Regions from separate parts of the Homo sapiens genome. Here region 2 is linked to region 1. Evidence: read pairs that join two places in POLR2A ChIA-PET (ENCODE). Cell type or tissue: CD4-positive, alpha-beta T cell. All regions are shown on one strand.

Region 1 (5,000 bases):
ACCCACTAATCCACACTCTGTCTCATCGTGGACATTCCATATAAGCAGAATCATACACTATATGTTCCCTTGTTTCGAGCTTTCACTTAGCATCATATTTTCCGGTTCATCCAGATTCCAGCGTGTCTCAGTTCTTCAATTCTTTTTGTTGCTGAACCGTATTCCACTGTATGGATATGTCACATGATCTGCCTGTTCATCAGCTGATGGCCATTTGGGTTGTCTCTACTTCTTGCCTATTATAAATAATGTTGCTATGCACATTCACATATATCGGAACCCACTTTTTTGTTTTTTTGAGACAGTCTCGTTCTGTCGCCCAGTCTGGAGGGCAGTGGTGCAATCTTGGCTCCCTGCAACCTCCACCTCCCAGGTTCAAGCAATTCTCTGCCTCAGCCTCCCGAGTAGCTGGGATTACAGGCACCTGCCACCATGCCTGACTAATTTTTTTGTATTTTTAGTAGAGACGGGGTTTCACCATCTTGGCCAGGCTGGTCTTGAACTCCTGACCTCGTGATCCACCTGCCTCAGCCTCCTAAAGTGCTGGGATTACAGGCATGAGCCACTGCGCCTAGCCTCCACTTTTTTTTGGTTTGAGATGCAGTTTCGCTCTTTCGCCCAGGCTGGAGTGCAGTGGTGCGATCTCGGTTCACTGCAACCTCCGCCTTCGGTTTCAAGCGATTCTCCTGCCTCAGCCTCTTGAGTAGCTGGGATTACAGGTGCCCACCAATACAGGCAGCTAATTTTTGCATTTTTAGTAGAGACAGGGTTTCACCATGTTGGCCTGGCTGGTCTTGAACTCCTGACCTCATGATCCGCCTGCCTCGGCCTCCCAAAGTGCTGGGGTTACAGACATGAGCCACTGTGCCCGGCCTCTTTTTTTTTTGAGGGGGAGTCTCGCTCTGTTGCCTAGGCTGGAGTGCAGTGGTGCGATGTCGGCTCACTGCAACCTCTGCCTCTCGGGTTCAAGTGATTCTCCTTCCTCAGCTTCCGAAGTAGCTGGGATTACAGGCGCCCACCACCACATCTGGCTAATTTTTGTATTTTTTTTTTTTTTTGAGATGGAGTCTCGCTTTTGTTGCCCAGGCTGGAGTGCAATGGCAGATGGCATGATCTTGGCTCACTGCAACCTCTGCCTCCCAGGTTCAAGCGATTCTCCTGCCTCAGCCTCCCAAGTAGCTGGGATTACAGGCATACGCCACCATGCCCAGCTAATTTTGTATTTTTAGTAGAGATGGATTTTCTCCATGTTGGTCAGGCTGATCCCAAACTCAGGTGATCCAACCACCTTGGCCTCCCAAAGTGCTGGGATTACAGGTGTGAGCCATCGCGCCTGGCCTAATTTTTGTATTTTTAGTAGAGACAGGGTTTTTCACCATGTTGGCCGGGCTGGTCTTGAACTCCTGGCCTCAAGTGATCCACCCACCTTGGCCTCCCAAAGTGCTGGGATTACAGGTGTGAGCCACGGTACCTGGCCTAATTTTTGTGTTTTTAGTTGAGACAGGGTTTCGCCATGTTGGCCAGGCTGGTCTCGAACTCCCAACCTCAGGTGATCCACCCGCCTCAGCCTCCTAAAGTGCTAGTATTACACGTATGAGACACCACGTCCGGCCCAAACCTGCTTTTTAAAAACTAAAAGACTTTCTTTTGCAGAACAGCTTTAGGTTCACAGCAAAATGGAGTAGAAAGTAGTTCCCGTACATCCCATCCTACATACATACAAGCCTGCCGTATTATCAACATCCTGCACCAGAGTGGTACATTTGTTAAAACTGAAGAGCCTCTACTGACTCACTGTTATCCTCCCAAGTCCAGAGTTTACATCAGGGTTCACTCTTGGTGGTGTACATTGTATGGATTTGGAGAAATGGACAATGACATGGATCTACCATTATAGCTCTGTATGCAATAATTTCACTGCCCTAAAAATCCTCTGTGCTTCACCCATTCATCCCTGCCTCCCTCTCCCCAACCCCTGGCGACCACTGATCTTTTTACTGTCTCCATGGTTTTGCCTTTTCCAGAATGTCACATGGTTGGAATCATACAGTGTGTAGCCTTTTCAGACTGGCTTCTTTCACTTAGCAATGTGCATTTAAGAGAACCCGCTCTTTAACCACAAACATTTCTATATGATTACTCTCTTTGTGGGGGTAGGAGAGAGAGAAATAGCCTCTGGGGCTGGTCATGAAATTAAACAAATGAGCAGCTGTGCTAAGCCGGCAGGAAACATAAGCCTATGGGGCAAAGTGAATCGGAGATGGCAGGCTCCAAATAAAGGCATTTGTATCTAACTAAACACAGACAAAAAGGTCTACACAAAGGCAGTGAGGAGCACCAGTGGGTAAGCCCTGTTTTATAAGCATTCAGTAGCAAAAACCACACACACACACACACACACACACACACACACACACACACACACACACACCATAGAAACACATTCATAAACACTCCTGTGAGCCAAATTTGCAGAGCCACAGATGTTGCAAGTAATCTGAAACTTGGTATTCCGAGCTGGCTTAGCTGTCACTAGAAACCCAGATGGTGGTTTCCCATAAACTGTACATGAAAAACAAGTGAAAGTGCTTAAAAGGAAAAAACAAAATCTCTTACTTCAAAAAGGACACACGATCCTATCTGACTTACATTTGAAATAATGGCATCTTGTCAGGTGGAAAAGAAAGCGCTGTGTCCAAGAATTTGCAAGCTGATAAATACAAGATGAGTTCACTCTGGGGTATCTCCCCCACTGAGGGTCCATTTGCATCCGGGACTGAAACTTTCGTTCTGTTTACTTTGTTGGTGCTTCTATAAATTTGCAAAGAAACGCTTGTTATAAATTCATTCAGATCTGTTATAGTCCATTCACCTATGACCTGTCCCTCAGAAGAATTTTCTTTTTAAGAAATTTTTGGAATAGCTGGTCCTTTCACAAGTACTTCAAGATAACAGCATTTAACATTAGACAACTCTATATCTAAAGTGACGTGCTTTAATCGTGACTATCTTTTCCTCTTGTGTACAGATCTTGTACTGCTTACCTCAATGACTCATCTTCATCTTTTAGATCTTCTTCAAGCTGTGTGAATGTCTGAATCTGAAAAAAAAATGCATTCAAGTTACTATCTGAGACAGATTAAATCTACCCAAATATTTTTTTTTACTTATTTTTAAAAATCGATTAATTTATGAATGAATGAATAAGACGGGGTCTTACTCTGTCACCCAGTCTGGAGTGCAGTGGTACAATCATGGCTCACTGCAGCCTCAACCTTCTGCAGATGCAACTTCCCGCCATGCCGAATTAATTTTTGTATTTTTTTGTAGACAAGGAGTTTCACCATGTTGCCCAGGCTAGTCTCGAACTCCTGGGCTCAAGTGATCCATCCACCTTAGCCTCCCGAAGTGCTGGGATTACAGGCATAAGCTACCACGCCCAGCCCAAATTTATATGTATATAAAAAACTAGTAAGTATTATCAAATGGTACAAGTTAGTTGGAATAACTGACAGGGTGAGAGATCAAATATGATCATAGAGTAAAATATTCTCTGTTTAACCAAGAGCTAACCATGTGCTACCAACCTGATTAAAAATAACATTTAGATAAAATGGGATACATAGGAAATAGTACGTTATGTTACTGAAAAAGCATTTTAAAAAGCTCCAACCTTGCTTTCAAACTTACAATACTTGTACTCACCAATTCAGAGACCATTATTGGCCACAATGAAGTCAAATGTTGAGGAGATATTCTTAGCAGCAAAACTCTGAAAAAAAGAAACATCTGAGCAGCAACTATGGATGTCTGTCCAACTCTGAGATTGTCTGTCAGGCGTTCTAAGGAAAGAAGATTGTAAAGATGTTACACAAATATGCAGTTTAGGGTTTCTTATCAGACAAAGAAAAATAAAACTGTGACTGTTCTGACATTCTAGTAACAACCCAGTGTAAGGAATGAGTGTTACAGGCCAGGCTTGGTGGCTCGCACTTGTAATCCCAGCACTTTGGGAGGCCGAGGCGGGCGGATAACAAGATAAGGAGTTCGAGGCCAGCCTGGCCAATATGGTAAAACCCCATCTCTACTAAAAATACAAAAATTAGTCGGGCGTGGTGGTGGGCGCCTGTAGTCCCAGCTACTTGGGAGGCTGAGGCAGGAGAATCGCTTGAACCTGGGAGGTAGAGGTTGCAGTGGGCCGAGATCACACCACTGCACTCCAGCCTGGGTGACAGAGTGAGACTCCATCTCAAAAAAAAAAAAAAAAAAAAAAAAAGAATGTTAGGAGATGCTTTTGTGCAACTAGTCCACCCCAGCCCTCTTCTTTGTGAAATACAGCAGTTCATGGCTCTTGCCAAACCTAAGGAAATGATTCCCACAGGCCGTCCCCCTGCCACAGCTGAGTAGAAAGACATGAACATCTGTCACCAGAAATCCACTGGATGACCAACAGCCATTTCAATGTTCTTTTAAGAATATGAATGAGGAGACGCAGAAACCAAGCAGCCCATGGTGAGGAATGGACTTACACAATCATATGGACTGGCTGGCAGACAACACCATATTTTGAGGGTGGTGGGTGGGAAGCGGAGCAAGTAAATATAACAGATTTACTGAGTAAGGTTTAAACTTGATGGCCATGACAAAAACTTTCATTCCTATGGAGGGAAAAGTGTTTCAAATAACACTCTCTAGCCCCTAACACTCTCCCCTGCTTCTCCCCTGAAATGTCTTGTTTGTAGAATGAGACTTTTTTTTTCTTCCATAGCTTAAGGTTTCCTAGGAATGTAACAAATTGCTACAGCAAACAGCTGAATGGTAGTCATGCTAGCTAAGATCGGCTGTAGTACATTAGTACATTAGTATATTAGTAATAAATTTTTTTTTTTTTTGAGATGGAGTCTCACTCTGTTGCCCAGGCTAGAGGGCAGCAGAGCAGTCTCCGCTCACTACAACCTCCGCCTCCCGGGTTCAAGCAATTCTCCTGCCTCAGCCTCCAG
Region 2 (5,000 bases), 68 kb before region 1:
TTGGAGCAATACCATTTTTCAGGAAGTTGATCCATCCCATCAGGTAATTTCCGCCACTTTAGACAGGCATCACACTGAACCCATGTCTGATCAGGACGCTTCCTGTCCCAAAACAAGAACAAAATATTAACACAGAAATATGGACTCTAAATACTTCATCAGATGTTCCACATCATTTCTACCACAAGATGCCATTATTTAATTCCTTTCCTAAAAATTATGACGTAACTCTTTCAAAATTAGGCTGGGTGCGACGGCTCATGCCTATAATCCCAGGAGTTAGAGACCAGCCTGGACAACATGGTGAAACCCTGTCTCTACAAAAAAACACAAAGATTAACTGGGAGTGGTAATGCACACCTGTGGTCCCTGCTACTTGGGAGGCTGAGGTGGGAGGATTGCTTGAGCCCAGGAGGCAGAGGTTGCAAAATCATGCTACTGACCTCCAGCCTAGGCTACAGAGTAAGATCCTGTCAAAAAAAAAAAAAAAAAAAAAAAAAGGAGAGGAAAGGAAAGGAAAAGAAAAGAGAAAAGGCAAGGCAAGGCACGGTAGCTCATGCCTATAATTTGGGAGGCTAAAGCAGGTATTTTTTAGAAATACATTTTAAAAACAACTATTTTGAGCTGGGTGTGGTGGCATACACCTTAGTCTCAGATACTCAGGAGGCTGAGGTTGGAGAATCGCTTGAGCACAGGAGTATGAGGCCAGCCTGGGCAACATAGTGAGACCCCATCTCTCAAAAATTAAACACAACCATTTTGGTTACCTTCAAAAGATTAAAAGTCACAAGCCAATTTGAACAATGTGACTTATGTCTTAATAGCATTAAATTTTTTCTATAACTTAATATTTCAAATGCCTTGCCCTGAACTTTATGTTTAGTGTCTACAATGTTAAATCTACAATATATTGTATTTATTAGCATAATAAATCACTCAAGTCCAGAAAACAGAATTCTGTTGTTATAATTTAAGTAACTTTAAATAAGACACTTTTGCCCTCTTATTTCTGAATAACTAAAATTAGTATACTTTTAGTTTACAAAATGCTTTCATATTTTTCTCATTTAAAAATCAAGGCTGGGCGCGGTGGCTCATGCCTGTAATCCCAGCACTTTGGGAGGCTGACGCGGGTGGATCATGAGGTCAGGAGATCGAGACTACCCTGGCTAACACGGTGAAACCCCATCTCTACTAAAAATACAAAAAATAAGCCATGCGTGATGGCGGGTTCCTGTAGTCCCAGCTATTCAGGAGGCTGAGGCAGGAGAATTGTATGAACCCAGGAGGCAGAGCTTGCAGTGAGCCGAGATTGCGCCACTGCACTCCAGCCTGGGCGACAGAGCAAGCCTCTACCTCAAAAACAAAAAAAAAAGAAAAATCACAATAATTCCTGTAAAGAACTTGTATATATTCTTTTATTTTTTTAATTATTTTTTGCTTCTACTTTATTTATTTATTTTTTTAAGAGATAGGTCTCACCACGTTGCCCAGCCTGGTCTCCAACTCCTGAGTTCAAGCAATCCTTCTGCCTTGGCCTCCCAAAGTGCAGGGATTACAGGCGTGACCCACTGGATACAGCCTATGTAGACTTATTTTACATATGAAAACTTCACCTTAATGTCAATAGCTTTTTAAATCTAGTTTTATTTCATTTTATTTATTTTTTTTGAGACAGAGTTTCACTCTTTTCGCCCAGGCTGGAGTGCAATGGTGCAATCTCGGTTCATTGCAACCTCTGCCTCCCGGGTTCAAGCTATTCTCCTGCCTCAGCCTCCCAAGTAGCTGGGACTACAGGTGTGCACCACTATGCCTGGCTACTTTTTGTATTTTCAGTAGAGACAGGGTTTTACCATGTTGATCAGGTGGGTCTCAAACTCCAGACCTCAAGTGATCCGCCCGCCTCGGTTGGCCTCCCAAAGTGCTGGGATTACAGATGTGATCCAACGTACCTGGCCTGCTTTTTAAATCTAGCTTTGAAAAAGCATTTAGATATTTATAAACAACTTCAAAACAGGATGAGCGCGGTGGCTCACGCCTGTAATCCCAGCACTTTGGGAGGCCAAGGCAGGCAGATCACCTGAGGTCAGGAGTTCAAGACCAGCCTGGCCAACATGGTGAAACTCTGTCTCTACTAAAAATACAAACATTAGCCAGGCGTGGTGGCACACGCCTGTAGTCCCAGCTCCTCGGAAGGCTGAGGCAGGAGAATTGCTTGAACCCGGGAGGTGGAGGTTGCAGTGAGCTGAGATTGCGCCACTGCACTTCAGCCTGGGTGACAGAGTGAGACTCCATTTCAAAAAAAAAAAACCAAAAAAAAAAAAACCCAACCAACCAACCAAACAAATCCGAAACTTCAAAACAATCTAGAGGTTTATAAAGCATAACTTTATACTTTATAAACTCCTTGTCTCAGGAAATTACCACTGCTAATTTTTAAAATACTAGCAGAAATTTTCTATGCTTATAAAGTATGCATGTGTATACTGACACATTAAAAAAATACAAGCTGGGCACGGTGGCTCATGCCTATAATCCCAGCACTTTGGGTGGGAGGATCACCTGGACCCAGGACATTGAGACCAGCCTGGGCAACACAGGGAGACCCCACCTGTATAAAACTTTTTTTAAATATAAAAAAATTGAAAAGTACGATGGGAAGTCTATACACTGAGCTGCATCTTTCTTGTTTTTCATTATATATCTTGGTTATCTTTGTAATAATGTATAAATTATGAATAATATGTATAATGTATAAATTATGTATAATAATGTATAAAGAACACACAGATAAAGAACACACAGATATTGTTCATTCATTCATTTATAGGACTGTTATCCTGTGATGTGTTACTAAGTGACTGTCAGGCATATTATTTAATTCATATAATTCGAGGAGGCAAATGCTCTTAATGTTCCCATTTTATACACAAGAAAATGGAGGCTTACAAGAGGCCAAGTAATATGTTCAATGCCACATGGCTACTTAAGCAGAATGAGAATATGAACTCAAGTTGGGTTTCAGCCCCATCATCCTAATGATACACTATACCAGTGTTTTTCAAACTATTATATAATCCATCCATAGCATCTTAAAATGAAATAACATTAACATGCATCACATATGGGTAAACATTGTTTTATGGATGTTTTGTGTGCATGTATACAGGTTTACATTCTATTCACTGATTTTGCAGTGCGCTAATTCATGTTGCAGAATTTATTCCTATGAGTTACAGTCCTAAGTTTGTGAAACATTGTACAATCCCTTTACTCTCTAATACCACATCTTGATATCTAAGTGAAATGATATGTTTTAAAAATGTACTTACTGTATATCTTCAACTGGCAAATTTAGAGGATATTCTGTATTTTTCTTCACTTTCATTTCATTCCAGTAATCATTCAGCTTTTCTCCTAGTGCTGTTATTGTAAGTCTTAAAAAGTAAATCATAAAATCAAGAAAAAATTCTTTTCAAACATAAATCATAAATAATCTAGTAATGAGTACATAGACACTGTGAAGAGAAAAAACTCCAAAACATATAGTTAATAAAGAACATTCAAGGTATAGGTGACCCTTGAACAACACAGGTTTGAACTGCACTTATACACAATTTTCTTTCAATAAATTAGAAAATTTTTTAGAGAGTTATAACAATTTGAAAAAAACTTCCAAGAACTGCATTGCCCAGAAATATCCAAAAAATTAAGAATAAGTTAGATATGTCATGAATGCATAAAACATGCAAATACTAGTCTATTTTATAATTTACTACCATAAAATATACACAAAGCTATTTAAAAAGTTAAAATTTATCAAGACTGAAGCATATACAGACTGTAGGTGGTTTCATTTGCAGTCAAGAGAAATGTAAACAAAGATGCAGTCTTAAATTATAACTGCATAAGATTAATTATATACATACAATATTATTATAGTAATTTCATAGCCACCTCCTGTTGCTATTTTGATGGGCTCAAGTTTTTTATTTGCTTCAAGTGCCTTATGACATGCTTATCTCCATGTAAGCATCTCCAAGAAATTTTATATTGCAGTAAAAATCGTTTAGTGCAATACTGTAAACCTTGAAAAACACCACAGGACCCACACGAACTGCCACTAGTGATGCCAGTTGTTTTCCCAAGAAGCAAAGTCATAATATAAGAAAAAGTATAAATTGCTTGATATGTAGGTTGAGGCGCCTGAGTAGCTGGGGCCACAGGCACTTGCCACCACACCTGGCTAATTTTTTTTTTTTTTCATTTTTTGTAGAGACAGGGTATTGCTTTTTTGCCCAGGCTGCTCTCGAACTCCTGGCCTCAAGCTATTCTTGTCTCAGCCTCCCAAAGTGCTGGGATTACAGGGATGAGCCACCATGCCCAGCCTGTTTGAACAGGTTTTTAATGCAAACAAAAGTACTCTATTCTGGGAAAAAATGCCACAAAGAACACTTATTAGCAAAAAAGAGGAGCATAAACCAGGATTTAAGTCCAAGAACGGACAGGCTAACCCTACTGCTTTGTGCAAATGTAGTCAGGTTTATGATCAGGACTGCCATTATCTATAAAGATGCTAACCCTTAAGCCTTGAAGAGAAAAGACAAACACCAGCTGCCAGTCTTTTGGTTGCACAAATAGAAGGCCTGGATGAGAAATTCTTTTTCTGACTGGGTCTATTGATGCTTTGTTCCTGAAGTCAGGAATTAACTTGCCAGTAAAGGACTGCCTTTTACAGTTCTTTTGATATTGGACAAGGTACCCTGGCCACCCATAACCCCATGACTTCAATACCAAAGGCATCCAAGTGGTCTACTTGTCCCGAAACACAATGTCTCTAATTCAGCCTCTAGATAACAAGGAGGGTCATAAGACCTTTAAGGCTCATTACACACAGCAAATCTACGGAAAAGATTGTTAACGCTGTGGAAGACAATTCTGACAGAGAAAACATCATGAAAGTCTAGAATAACGATGCCATTATTAAGTACAGAAAAAGC

What was found. ChIA-PET counts read pairs that join two places held together with the same protein. Peaks named below come from ENCODE experiments on the same cell type or tissue, not always from the same donor. Only the 100,000 strongest peaks of a DNase experiment are listed, where the experiment ranks them.
Region 2: POLR2A ChIA-PET joins it to region 1 with 6 read pairs; 8 of 35 experiments call an interaction of 5 or more read pairs at or near these places.

The regions. Positions count from the first base shown.
Region 1 is chr21:36,286,856-36,291,855 of GRCh38, reverse strand. It overlaps DOP1B (DOP1 leucine zipper like protein B), which reads right to left. Exons shown (of 37, transcript NM_001320714.2): 33 at 3,706-3,842; 34 at 3,045-3,100; 35 at 2,650-2,811. Among named protein-coding and RNA genes, the nearest start is that of MORC3, 31 kb to the left of the region's middle. RefSeq lists a silencer at 2,014-2,063. In CD4-positive, alpha-beta T cell, no CTCF peak of the experiment used is centred here; DNase peaks (open chromatin) are centred at 2,485 and 3,025; H3K4me3 peaks cover 1,340 bases; H3K27ac peaks cover 1,622 bases.
Region 2 is chr21:36,355,057-36,360,056 of GRCh38, reverse strand. It overlaps MORC3 (MORC family CW-type zinc finger 3), which reads right to left. Exons shown (of 17, transcript NM_015358.3): 10 at 3,333-3,437; 11 at 1-102. Among named protein-coding and RNA genes, the nearest start is that of CHAF1B, 28 kb to the left of the region's middle. In CD4-positive, alpha-beta T cell, no CTCF peak of the experiment used is centred here; no DNase peak of the experiment used is centred here.